2 separate regions of the Homo sapiens genome follow, and region 2 is linked to region 1. A link is a loop called in an ENCODE intact Hi-C map of the cell type or tissue named here. Cell type or tissue: IMR-90. All regions are shown on one strand. Links, peaks and the distances in the headings refer to the core of each region. The heading gives the core; the rest is flanking DNA.

The links. Peaks named below come from ENCODE experiments on the same cell type or tissue, not always from the same donor. Only the 100,000 strongest peaks of a DNase experiment are listed, where the experiment ranks them.
Region 2: a loop joins it to region 1, with 2.7 times the contacts of the local background. A loop is called at or near these places in 14 of 110 quality-filtered maps.

What each region holds. Positions count from the first base shown.
Region 1 is chr1:28,094,085-28,100,502 of GRCh38, forward strand. It overlaps the pseudogene SPCS2P4. Among named protein-coding and RNA genes, the nearest start is that of EYA3, 8.7 kb to the left of the region's middle. In IMR-90, for the core only: no CTCF peak of the experiment used is centred there; no DNase peak of the experiment used is centred there; H3K27ac peaks cover 875 bases.
Region 2 is chr1:28,158,275-28,164,692 of GRCh38, forward strand. The region is part of intron 1 of PTAFR (platelet activating factor receptor); the gene reads right to left. Among named protein-coding and RNA genes, the nearest start is that of PTAFR, 15 kb to the right of the region's middle. In IMR-90, for the core only: no CTCF peak of the experiment used is centred there; a DNase peak (open chromatin) is centred at 2,827; H3K27ac peaks cover 704 bases.

The DNA.
Region 1 (6,418 bases), core at 1,327-5,326:
TCCCAACACTTTGGGAGGCCAAAGCGGGTGGATCACTGGAGACTGGGAGTTTGAGACCAGCCTGGGCAACATAGTGAGACCCCCTGTCTCTACTAAAAATACAAAAATTAGCTGGGCATGGTGGCATGCGCCTGTAATCCCAGCTACTCAGGAGGCTGAAACACAAGAATCGCTTGAACCCAGGAGGCGGAGGTTGCAGTGAGCCGAGAATGCACCACTGCACTCCAGCCTGGGTGATGGAGCCAGACTGTCCAAACAAACAAACAAAAAACCTGTAACCATGGAGTAAAACTATAACTGTGGAAATCGACATGAGACGTAAATAGGACATTTTCTCCATCCTTACCACAGTCAGCTTTGTATTCACCAAGACCACACTAAGCATGCACTCTGGTGATCTGTAAATACATAACGAACTATCCCAAAACTCAGTGGCTTAAAACAACAACCACTATATTATATCTCACACTTTTTGAGTCAGGAATTTGGGCAGGGCTCAGCTGGGTGATTTCTCTGTTCCATACTGTATCAACCAGTCAGTTGATGGCATTCTAGCTTGCAGCCAGGTTAGTCTGGAGGGTCCAACACATATGCCTGACACTGAAAGGCTGGGTTCAGCTCGCCCCAATGCATGTAGTCTCAGAGCCTTTCCACGTGGTCTATTAGGGTAGCTGAACTTTTCACATGGCAGCTCACGGATCCATAAAGACAGGTTGTGGAAGCTGCCATTCTTTTAAGTCCAGCCTGGAAAGAGGCACAGCATCACTTCCATTTTAGTCTATTGGTCAAAGCAGTCATAGAAATCTCCTAGATTCAAGGGAGGCAACATAGACTCCACTTTGTAATATGAAGAATGTCAAATAATTTGCAGCCAAGTTTAATTCACTACAGTGTAGTAATTTGCAGCCAAGTTTAATTCACTACAGTGTAGTTTATTTACACTCTGTATCTGACTTTTTTTTTTTCACATCTTCCTTCCTTTTATTGAAAAAAATTTTAGAAAATGGCAGTTAATAAAAGGCACAAACAAATCAACAGGGATATACTAGTGGGAAACACAATATAAAACTAAAATGCCATTGGCTTCTTTAATTGGTTAAAAGCACAAAATGTAACAGGCAGAAAGTCTGTTTCAAACAAATTAAAAAGCTATGTGTTTTTTAAATTCTTCCCAAATCAGATATATACACACCCACAAAAATAGTGTGTGAAGGAAAGCTGTCATACACAAGAAGTTGTATCCTGAATTCTTCAAGGAAACACATATTGAAATAGGAATTAAGAGTCAGCAACAGATTAATAATTTTTTAAAATTGAGTCTTAAAATGCTACATGGCCCAAAGCTATACTATATAAAGTACTGCTAGGTACAAAAGAAAAAGTCTGTACAGCTTTTAGCAAAACTGCTTTCCCAGAAAAGCAAATTAAAATAATGCAATCAGCAGATCAAGGAGACTACAGCTAGACATCAGAGCTACAACTTCTCATATCTGTGTCAGAAAATCCTATTTATCCAGAATAGACTAAAATTTCAGGACAAAACAGGGACTTTTTAACATTTCTTACTTTACCCATTTTAAGTTCTTTTTATCTCCCCCACCCCCCAAGCCACTAATTCAGCAAGATCCAGGAGAAAGAGGGCTACTTTTAGAATTGGCTACTTTATTTTTCTTTCTATGGCAAGACTGTCATGGAGCCTGGATATTTCAGGCTCATATGCATCCATGACCAGTGTCCCACTGTGGTCAAAAAACTTAGCAATGGACTTTGTGAACTCGGCTTCCCGCTGCTGCTTTGTTCTCCCACTGATGAAGGTCAGCTTCAAGGTGTATTTGTCATCAAACCCTTTAAGACTGGAGGACAGCTGCCAAATATCATCAGGATCCATTCCTGTAGGATCTTTCCTGTGGGCCACGAGAAAGATGCTCTTCTCCTTATATGAGGTATAAATGGTCAGAATCCCCATCATCACAAAATAGGATATGACACACAAAGCCAAAACGGGTTTGGACTCTGGAAAGGGGTGCATATAATCCCAAATCAAAGCCACTATGGCAAAGAAACAGGAGATTGTACAGATGGTGAGGCGACCATCAATTAGACCAAAATTCTCCACATATTTGTATTTTTCCAGAAGTACCTTTTTGGCAGAATCATCCAAAGAGTTTTTCACAGCTGATCCATCCCACTTGTCAATTTTTACAGGCTTATCATCTATCTTCCACTTATCCAACAAGCCGCTACGGCCACTCCCTGTCCCGCAGTTGGAAGCACCACCAGCCCCACTACAGCCTCCGCTACCACCGCTTCTCTCGCCCTGTACAGCTGCCGCCGCCATCTTGTCCGCCTCTGCGTCTCCCTCCGTATCTGACTTTTTTTTTTTACCTCCCCAAAACTATTGTTCGAGTAACTGTTATCTGTCTGATGTTCATGATAAGAGCTCCTGCGGAAAAGTTCATCTTGATTTGTATCTACCTGTTTACTCAGCAACTACTTTGTAAAATTCCAGACTCTGAGGACATGGTAAAAAAACAAATCAGCTGCGTGTAGTGGCTCACACCTGTACACAACACTTTGGGAGGCTGAGGCAGAGGGATTGCTTGAGGCCAGGAATTCATGATCAGCCTGATCAACATACTGACACAAAAAAGAAGAAAAAAAAAAAAAGCAACTCCACAAAAAAGAAGAAGAAAAAAAAAAAGCCAGGCATGGTGGCACATGCCTGTAGTCTCAGCTACTCAGGAAGCTGAGGTGGAAGAATTGCTTGACCCCAGGAGTTCAAGTCTGCAGTGACCTATGATTGCGTCACTACAGTCCAGCCTGGGTGACAGAGTGAGACCGTGTCTCAAAAATGAAACAAAACAAAAACACCATAAATCAGGCTAAACTCCCTGCCCTCATGGAGCTCACATTCTAATCAACCCGTAGACAGAAATGTGTGTTGAATGTGTTCAACTGGGACTTAACACTCTTTCCTACTTCATTCTAGTGAACCTTCCCATACTGCAGAGGTGGAAGTTTATAAATGGCATTTCACAGGCTTCCATCCACGTAGGATTCTGGGTGAGAACTAGATATGGTCCATTAGATATACTTAGGTAAGATTTGTAAGGTAGAAATGAGGAAGAAGCCATTTTCCTGCAGTTGGCTGTTTCTGTTGGCCAATATGATCATTGCCGGAGACATGGGGTTTTTCTGAGGCAGAATATCAGTTTGTTTTGTTTTGTTTTGTTTTGTTTTGAGAAGGAGTTTCACTCTTGTGTCCCAGGCTGGAGTGTAATGACACGATCTCAGCTCACTGCAACCTCCACCTCCCAGGTTTAAGTGATTCTCCTGCCTCAGCCTCTCAAGTAACTGGGATTACAGGCACCTGCCACCACACCCGGCTAATTTTTATATTTTTAGTAGAGATGGGGTTTCACCATGTTGGCCAGGCTGGTCTCAAACTCCTGACCTCAAGTGATCCACCCACCTCAGCCTCCCAAAGTGCTGGGATTCCAGGTGTGAGCCACCAAACCCAGCCCAGAATTTCAGTTTCTAGTCTCTCTGAGTCTTGAAAGGTAGTAGCAGCAATAGGCCGGGTGCAGTGTCTCACAACTGGAATCCGAGCACTTTGGGTGGATCTCTTGAGGCCAGGAGTTCAACACCAGCCTGGGCAACATGGCAAAACCCTGTATCTGCTAAAAATACAAAAATTAGCCAGGCGTGGTGGCAAGCGCCTGTAATCCTAATTACCCGGATGGCTGAGGCACAAGAATCACTTGAACCTGGGAGGTGGAGGTTGCAGTGAGCCAAGATAGCGCCACGGCACTCCGGCCTGGATAACAGAGTGAGACTCTGTCTTCAAAAAAAAAAAAAAAGAAAAAAATGAATGAATGAAAGTTACTAGCAGCAATGATGGCTTGCAAAAACAGTACTTACCCAGTCTTCTTCTTCTTCTCCTTCTCCTTCTCCTTCTTCTTCTTCTTTCTTTTTTTTTTTTTTGACAGTCCCACTCTGTTTCCCAGGCTAGAGTGCAGTGGTGCAATCTCGGTTCACTGCAACCTCCACCTCCCAGGTTCAAGCGATTCTCCTGCCTCAGCCTCCTGAGTACCTGGGACTACAGGCATGCACCACCATGCCCTGCTAATTTTTGTATTTTTAGTAGAGATGGGGTTTCACCATCTTGGCCAGGCTGGTCTTGAACTCCTGACCTCATGTGATCCGCCCGCCTCGGCCTCCCAAAGTGCTAGGTGGCGCCCAGCCTACTATATATTATTTAGACCAGTAGTTCTCAAAGTATGGTCTGGGGACCTCCTGGAGACCTCCAAGACAGTAACAGGGAGTAAGTGAAATCAAAACTACTTTAAAAATGACACTAACTCATTATTTGCCTTTTTCACTCTCATTCTTTCAAAAGTGTGGTGGAATTTTCCAGGGGCTATGTGCTAATTCATTGCTAATGGCTAATGGAATGTGTGCTGGTATATTCTTGCATTTTCAAAATTCCTCAATTTTAATCTCTAAAGGAGAAAATATAAATAGCTGTAATCATATAAACAAAAGCTCTTTGGGGTCACCAGTAATTTTTTTTTTTTTTTTTTTTTTTGAGACGGAGTCTCCTTCTGTTGCCCAGGCTGGAGTGCAATGGTGCGATCTCAGCTCACTGCAACCTCTGCCTCCTGGGTTCAAGCAATTCTCATGCCTCAGCCTCCTGAGTAGCTGGGATTACAGGCACATGCCACCGCATCCAGCTAATTTTTTGTTTATTGTTTTTTGGTTTTTTTTAGTAGAGATGGGGTTTCACCGTATTGGCCAGGCTGGTCTCAAACTCATGACCTCAGGTGATCCACCCACCTCGGCCTCCCAAAGTGCTGGGATTACAGGCGTGAGCCACCACATCCAGCCATCAGGGTCACAAGTAATTTTTAACAGCATTAAGGGATCCTGATATCAAAACATTTGAGAACTGCTGACCTAAGTCATTGTGTATATTCATTCTTGTACTATTTGCAGTGGCTCCACTTTGGCCATTTCTGGATGCCTGATTCCCACACACGGCTATACCCATGCCATGTTCAACACCCTCCTACCAGGATGCCTTTCTATTTTGATTAAAACACTTGAGACAGTATCTTCTTGCACATGACCAGTAACAGCTGTTTTGGCACAGCCTTGGGACTCCACATAACTGTGAATTGTCCTCATGGCCAACACAAGACCCACAGACCAGCCCTTTGCCCTGCTGGTGCTGGATTATCTTTTCTGGCTGACTCATCTGGGATACCTGGTTTCTGCCCCTGCCTTTGCCCTGTTGAGCACTAGACTGACCCACTCTTGCCTCCCGTTCCTACTCTTGGTTCCCCTCCTGTTCAGGTGGCCGCTGCTGTGCGGAGCAGTTGTCAGCTGCCCATAACTAAGCTGAGTTAGTTGGGTTAGCAGGGGCCTGTATCCCTGTCCAATTCCAGAGTGAGCTGTGTCAAACTTAGGTTGCCTGGAAGTTTCCTGCCAACCAGATGATGGATTCATATTTGCTTTTAATCATGGCTATACTGGCCGGGTGCCATGGCTAATGCCTGTAATCCCAGCACTTTGGGAGGCCAAGGTGGGTGGATCACTTGAGGTCAGGAGTTTGAGACCAGCCTGGCCAACATGGTGAAACCCTGTCTCTACTAAAATTACAAAACCTAGCCAGGCATTGTGGCACACGCCTGTAGTCCCAGCTACTCTACTTGGGAGGCTGAGGCAAAAGAATCACTTGAACCCAGGAGGCGGAGGTTGCAGTGAGCAGGATCGTGCCACTGCACTCCAGCCTGGGCAACAGAGCGAGACTCCATCTCAAAAAAAAAAAATTATGGTTATACCTTCCCCCAAGAATGCCATTATCTGTGTATTTGTACTCTATAATTAGATTTAAAGTTAAAACATAAACTGTTGGCCAGGCATGGTGGTTCACACCTGTTATCCCAGCACTTTGGGAGGCTGAGGTGGGTGAATCACCTGAGGTCAGGAGTTCAAGACCCACCTGGCCAACATGGTGAAACCCAATCTCTACTAAAAATACAAAAACCAACCAGCCATGGTGGCGCATGCCTGTAATCTCAGCTACTCAGGAGGCTGAGGCAGGTGAATTGCTTGAACCCAGGAAGCAGAGGTTGCAGTGAGCCAAGATCACACCATTGCACTCCAACCTGGGCAACACAGCAAGGCTCTGTCTCAAAAAAACAAAAAACAAGAACAACAACAACCAAAAAAAAACTGTTAATAATAGATGTTTCTTGTGGATAGAAGGGACCATGTCATATATTCTGTCAACTTCACTTTTTTTTTTCTTTCTTTCTTTTTCTTCCCCCATAGTAAGAATGTATAGACTTTCAAGGGCTCTGGAAACAGATTGTGTTTGAATCCTGACTCTCCCACTTACAGTTGTGCGCACTTG
Region 2 (6,418 bases), core at 734-4,733, 64 kb after region 1:
GAATAACAGGCACAGGGGACTGCGGGACAGAGGCCTGGAAGAATAGGCAAAGGCGTACTTCATTCTAAAGGAACGTGAGACATTTGGTTTGGCCAAAACTTTAAGGAGTTGAGAAGAGACAGGGCTTTAAAAATAAGCAACAGGGCCAGGCGCGGTGGCTCACGCCTGTAATCCCAGCACTTCGGGAGGCCGAAGCGGGTGGATCATCAGGTCAGGAGTTTGAGACCAGCCTGACCAACATGGTGAAACCCTGTCTCTACTAAAAATACAAAAATTAGCCGGGTGTGGTGGCACGCATCTGTAATTCCAGCTACTTGGGAGGCTGAGGCAGGAGAATCGCTTGAACCCAGTAGGTGGAGGTTGCAGTGAGCTAAGATCATGCCACTGCACTCCAGCCTGGGCAACAGAGCCAGACTCCATCTTAAAAAAAAAAAATCATCAGTCAACTCAAGATGGGTCCTAGAGGTTAGTCTAAGGAGTCTGGACTTTATTCTGCAGACAATGGGAGTTATTGAAGGATCTTGAGCTTGGAAGGGACAAGACTGGGTCTGGATTTGGGGAAGATGGCTTTGACCACTGTGCACAGAATGAACTGGAGGTGATCAGACCAGAGTCAGGGAGACAGCAAAGAGACACGTGCAGTCGTCTGGAGGGCCTCAAGAGGACTGCACCAGGGCAGAGCCGATGGAGGGAAATGGATGGTTGTGAGAGTTATTTGGGAAATCAGATGGACAGAATTTGGTAACGGATGGGATATTGGTTGAGAGAAAAGGAGGAAACAAAGAGAACTGCCAGGTGTCTGGGCCAGATGATTGAGGACATGGTGGTGTCTGTCTTCATGGAGAAGACACTGAGGAGGAACAGCATGAGGGCAGGGAGGATGAATTCATATGAGGACATATCCCATCTGGGATGCCTGTGAAACACCCAAAAGGACCAGGGTTAAACCCTGAAGAGCCCAACATCAAGGAAGAAGTCAGAGGAGGACAGACCTATGGAGGCAGAGACAGGACAGTCAGAGACAAGGAGGGTTCCATGCTTGAGGCCTAAGGGAAGAAAGTTTCAAGAGCTTGGGAAGACATGGGCAACAGTGTGAAAAGCCACAGGGAGATGAATGACAATGCAGACAGAAAAGCAAACACTGGATGTGGAAACATGGAAATCAATCTCATGTGATCAGATCATGTGATCACAGGGAGAGCAGTTGCCCAGGCATGGGTTGAGGGGTGAGTGATAGGAGAGAAAGGGGAATGTCAAATCCTCACTCAAGAAGTTCGATTGAGCCAGGCACAGTGGCTCACTCCTGTAATCCCAGCACTTTGGGAGGCCGAGGCAGGACGATCACTCGAGGTCAGGAGTTCCAGACCAGCCTGGCCAATATGGTGAAATCCCATCTCTAATAAAAATACAAAAATTAGCCAGACGCCTATAATCTCAACTACTGGGGAGGCTGAGGCAGGAGAATCGCTTGAACCCAGGAGGTAGAGGTTGCAGTGAGCCGAGATAGCACCACTGCACTCCAGCCTGAGCAACGAGAACGAAACTCCGTCTCAAAAAAAAAAAAAGAAGTTTGATTGAGCAACAAAATGCTGTGTGTGGACCTTGTTTGGATCCTGATTCAAATAAACCAACTGTAAAAAATATTTTCCAGACAATTGGGCTGGCTGTGGTGCTCATGCCTGGTCTCAGCACTTTGGGGAGGCCAAGGCGGAACAATTGCTTGAGCTCAGGAGTTTGAGATCAGCCTGGGCAATATAGCAAGACCTCATCACTCCTAAAAATTTTTAAAAGTTAGCTGGGTGTGGTGGTGCACACCTCTAGTCCCAGTTACTCAGGAAGCTGAGGCAGGAGGATTGCTTGAGCCCAGGAGTTCAAGGCTGCAGTGAGCTGTGATTATGCCACTGCACTCCAGCCTGGGCAACAGAGCCTCAAGACCCTGTCACACACACACAAAAAAGAATTAAAAAAAAAAAAAAGACATTTGGGAAAACTCAAACACAGATGGTATTAAAAAAATGTTTATTTATTTAGGTAGGATAATGATATGGTGGTTGTATTGTTAAATTCCTTAGCTATTAGATGTGCACTCCAACCTGGGCAACACAGCAAGGCTTCATCTCAAAAAAAAAAAAAAAATTCCAGGAAGACCAGGTGTGGTGGCTCATGCCTGTAATACCAGCACTTTGGGGAAACTGAGGAAGGAGGATGGGTCAGGAATTCAAGACCAGCCTGGGCAACATAGCAAGACCTCATCTCTACACCCATCCCCACCTTGCCTCCCCCCGCCACCCCCCACACACACACGAGAATAAAATATTCCAGGAAAATTGTGCCTGCATGCTAATCTCTATTTCAAAGTTGGCTTCCCAGGAACCCAACCTAGGAGATTGTATACTTGGGTCTATCTGACTTCAGAGCCTCCCCAGTCCACACAGGCCCCACAGGAGCCCCAGCAAGAGTAGGCCTCCTCCTTCCAGATACAGGACCAGAATCAGTAAGGGGAGTGCTGGTGGAGTCCCTGCTTGACTCAAACCCGTTGGTGCCACCAGTACCCGTCATCCTGGCTCTTCCTACTTCTGCTGCCTTCTGTTCAATCCCAGGCTCCTGGCCCCCATGTGACTCCCACTCCCTTGGCCCCAACCCAAACTTGGTGCCTATCACTGTATCTTTGCATGAGTAGAACCCTTGAAATCACCCAAAATGTAACCAGCTGATTCTCCTCTGGGCCTGAGAGCTTGCACTTTCATTACTTTATTCATGCTGTTTCCTCTGCCAAGAAATCCTCCCTTCCTTGTCATTGTCTGGATGTTTACTAGAACATTCTTTAAGATTGCTCAGACCTCATTTCCTCCAAGTAGCTCTTTCTAAGACTCCTGGCCTCCTGCACACCCAGCTCCACCCGCGGTCTGGTTAAGTGCCCATTCTTTGGACTTCCGTAGCTCATAGCTCTTTATCCCACTGAAATTGCCTCTATGTGACCTCTCTGCCAACCAGAGGCAGAGACAATGTCCATGCATTCACCTCACAGTTATTGACATCCTTCTGGGTGTTGGGCACTATGTTGGGGAGACTGCAGAAACAAAACAAAGTTCCTGCTCTCGAGGAGCTTACATTCTAGTTGGGGGAAACAGTCAAAAATAAGTGGAGCAACAAATAAGATAATTTCAAATTGTGATGAATTTAATGAAGGAAATAAAAATAGTAACATGAAGATAGGGTAGATGGCTTTTTTTTTATTTTTATTTTTTAATAAATAGAGACAAGGTCTCACTATGTTGCCCAGGTTGGTCTTGAACTCCTGAGCTCAAGTGATCTGCCTGATTTAGTCTCCCAAAGTGCTAGGATTACAGGCATGAGCCACTGCACCCAGCTGGTGGCTGTTTTAAGTAGAATGACCAGGAAAGGCTTCTTGGAGGAGGTGACATACAAACAAAACCACAGACAGCTTTACCATGAAGTCAATGAAGCTTAAGCTTTAAGGCCCTCTCCTAGGCCCTGTATCTAATTGTATATTTGTAATTTGGTATCTTCAAAGGGGGGCCCTTCAAATTGTATAAGCTTTAGTAACCTATAAAATCTGTGTCTACCCCTGGCTGAACTCTAAAAAAGAAAAAAGGAACAAGTAAGAGGACGATCTGGATTATTCCAGCCAGAGAGTATCATGTGCAAAGGGCCTGTAATGGGAATAATTTCATCATGTTCTGAAGTAGGAACAAGAAACTGAAAGGTTGGTGTGGCCCTAGGGGAGTGAGAAATGGGAAGAGTGGGATGTGATCAGAGGACACCTGGCTGCAGATCACTCCTGAGCCATGGTAAGGAGTTGGGATTTTATTCTGTGAGCCTCGGAGAGCTGCTTCAGTGTCGCTAAGCAGGCAAGTAACATGATCGGACTCGCTCTAGCTGTCAGGTAGAGAATAGATGGTAGGGAGCAAGCGTGGAAACAGCAAGAGCATTTTGGAGGTCAGAGATGGTGGTGGCATGGACCAGAAAGTGGCATTTTCAATTCCTCTCCCCGTCCCCTGTACTCAGGGAGCTTGGCTGGGGCAAAAGTTTGGTAAACATTTGTCAGGTGAACAAACACCCAGCAACCGACAGGATTGCCTACTCCCCAGACAGAGCAGCTGCCACACAAGGCAGAGTGAGCCCTCTACAAACTCAGGACTCAAACTGTGGTCCTTGGACGAGCAGCATTGGCACCACCTGCAAGCTTGTTAGAAATGCAGAATCTTGGGTCCCACCCCAGATCTCCTGTATCAGAATCTGTATGTTGGCCGGGCATGGTGGCTCACGCCTGTCATCCCAGCAGTTTGGGAGGCTGAGGCAGGTGGATCACTTGAGGTCAGGAGTTCGAGACCAGCCTGACCAACATAATGAAACCCCCTCTCTAATAAAACTACAAAAATTAGCCAGGCATGGTGGTGGGTGCCTGTAATCCCAGCTACTCTGGAGGCTGAGGCAGGAGAATAATTGCTTGAACCCAGGAGACAGAGGTTGCAGTGAGCCAAGATCACACCACTGCACTCCAGCCTGGGCGACAGAGCGAGACTTTGTCTCCAAAAAAAAAAAAAAAAAAAAAAAGACTCCATATGTTAATAAGATTCCCAGGCGATTCGTGCACGCACCGAAATCTGAGACATGTTGTACCCCAACAACTGCCAGCCACACACTTGCCTGGGCTAACATCTTCCGTGGCTCCCCTGGCCCAGGATCAAGTCTAAGCTCCTTTCCCATCTTATTTTCCACCATTCCCCGCTACTCATTTTCTACTCTTGCTGCACTGAATTTCTCGCTGCTTCCCTAAAAACTCCATTTTTCCTCAAATCTCTTTGCCTTTCCAGCAGCCTGCTTTTGCCTATTGCTTTACCTAGAAAAATCTTACTCATCTTAAGACCTAATCTGAAAAAGCACTTCCTCTGGGATGCCTTCCCTGATCGCCACAGGCAAAATGAGTTGCCTTCTTCTCTGGGTCCCTATGCACTGGGCGCATTCCTCAGTCTAGCACCTGATACAGTATGTTTTAAGTATTAATTTCTGTGGCTGTTTCCTTGTCAGACTGGGCACTTCCTGAGGGCAGGGACTAGATCTTTTTCATCTCTTCAATCCCAGTGTCGGGCACCGAGGAATGAATGGATGAGTGGCCATGCCCTGATGATGGCTCCGAAATCCCCGGCACAAAGGAAGTGTGCACAGTCTCCCCAGGGGAGCTGTACTGGGGTGGAGTGGGTTAGGGAGAACAAGGTCTCTGGAGTCAGAAAGGTCTACAGGTTCATACCTGGCTTACCATTTACTTGCTGTATGACCTGGGGCAAGTGACCTCGCCTCTCTAACCTTCAATGTCTTCATTTGCAAAATCTTACAATCCTAACAATGGTTTCAAAGATAAGTATGCAAAGTGGCTGGAACAGGACCTGAGCCACAAATGACCAAGCCTCCCTCTCCCCACTGGCCCAGCTGCTTGGAGCCAGGGGAGGGGACTGTGGGCCAACATTGACCTAGGGGCTTTGACCTACACACTGGCTTTCCTGCCAGCTCCAGATAGAGCCTCCAGCTAATGGCAACAAAGCTTTCAACAGCTCAGGAAGAGGATGAACATTTGGAAAGAAAAGAAGAGGCTCAGACCACTCAGTTTAACACATGGGCACAGTTCCCTGATGGATCGAGGCTGGGCAGCTGGCCCAGGCACAGCCTTCAGCTGGGGGTGGGGTAGAGAGGCCATAAATATTCATGAGACAGAAGAATTCTGCTGTCTGGATCTGGTACCCTTTTCCCTGTGCAGCATTCGGCCCTCATCCCTGCTGGAAACATTCCCAGTCCCTAGGGAACCTGGAGAAGGGGTTCTCATCCATAGCTGGACAGCCAGAGAGGAGGGACCATCGGGAGATGGACAGAAGGAGGTATGTGCTGGTTGATTTCCCAGGCCAGATTGTGGGTTGGGAAGTTGGGTTCACCAGTCCTGCTAGCTCTTAACATTTGTGGGGCCAGTTGAGGTCAAAAGTACAAAATTCTAAATATTTATAAGCTATAAATAAGATACATCCAAGTTCATCCACAGCTCCTGCACCAGCAGTTCCTTGCAGCCCCGCAGGCCTGAGGGTGCATTCACCAACAGGGCAAGGACTAGAAGTGGTGAAGGCGGGGGAACACCACATTCCAAGTGGGCACACTCTCTTGGATCCAAGTACTCCTTGCTCTGTGGGGATCATGAGGCTGGAGCCCCCCTAATTTCAAGACACTGGGCACCATTTACTGGTATACAGTACATCTTGCCTATGATCATATTTCCTCCTCAGATCATCTTCGTGAGGCTGGTTTTACAAGATACCTAATTTTCTAGGGGTAAAAAGTGAGACTAGAGAAGAAAATAGATTTGTCCATAGTCACACAGCGGGGAAGTGGCAGACTTGGGATTTTGAACTCC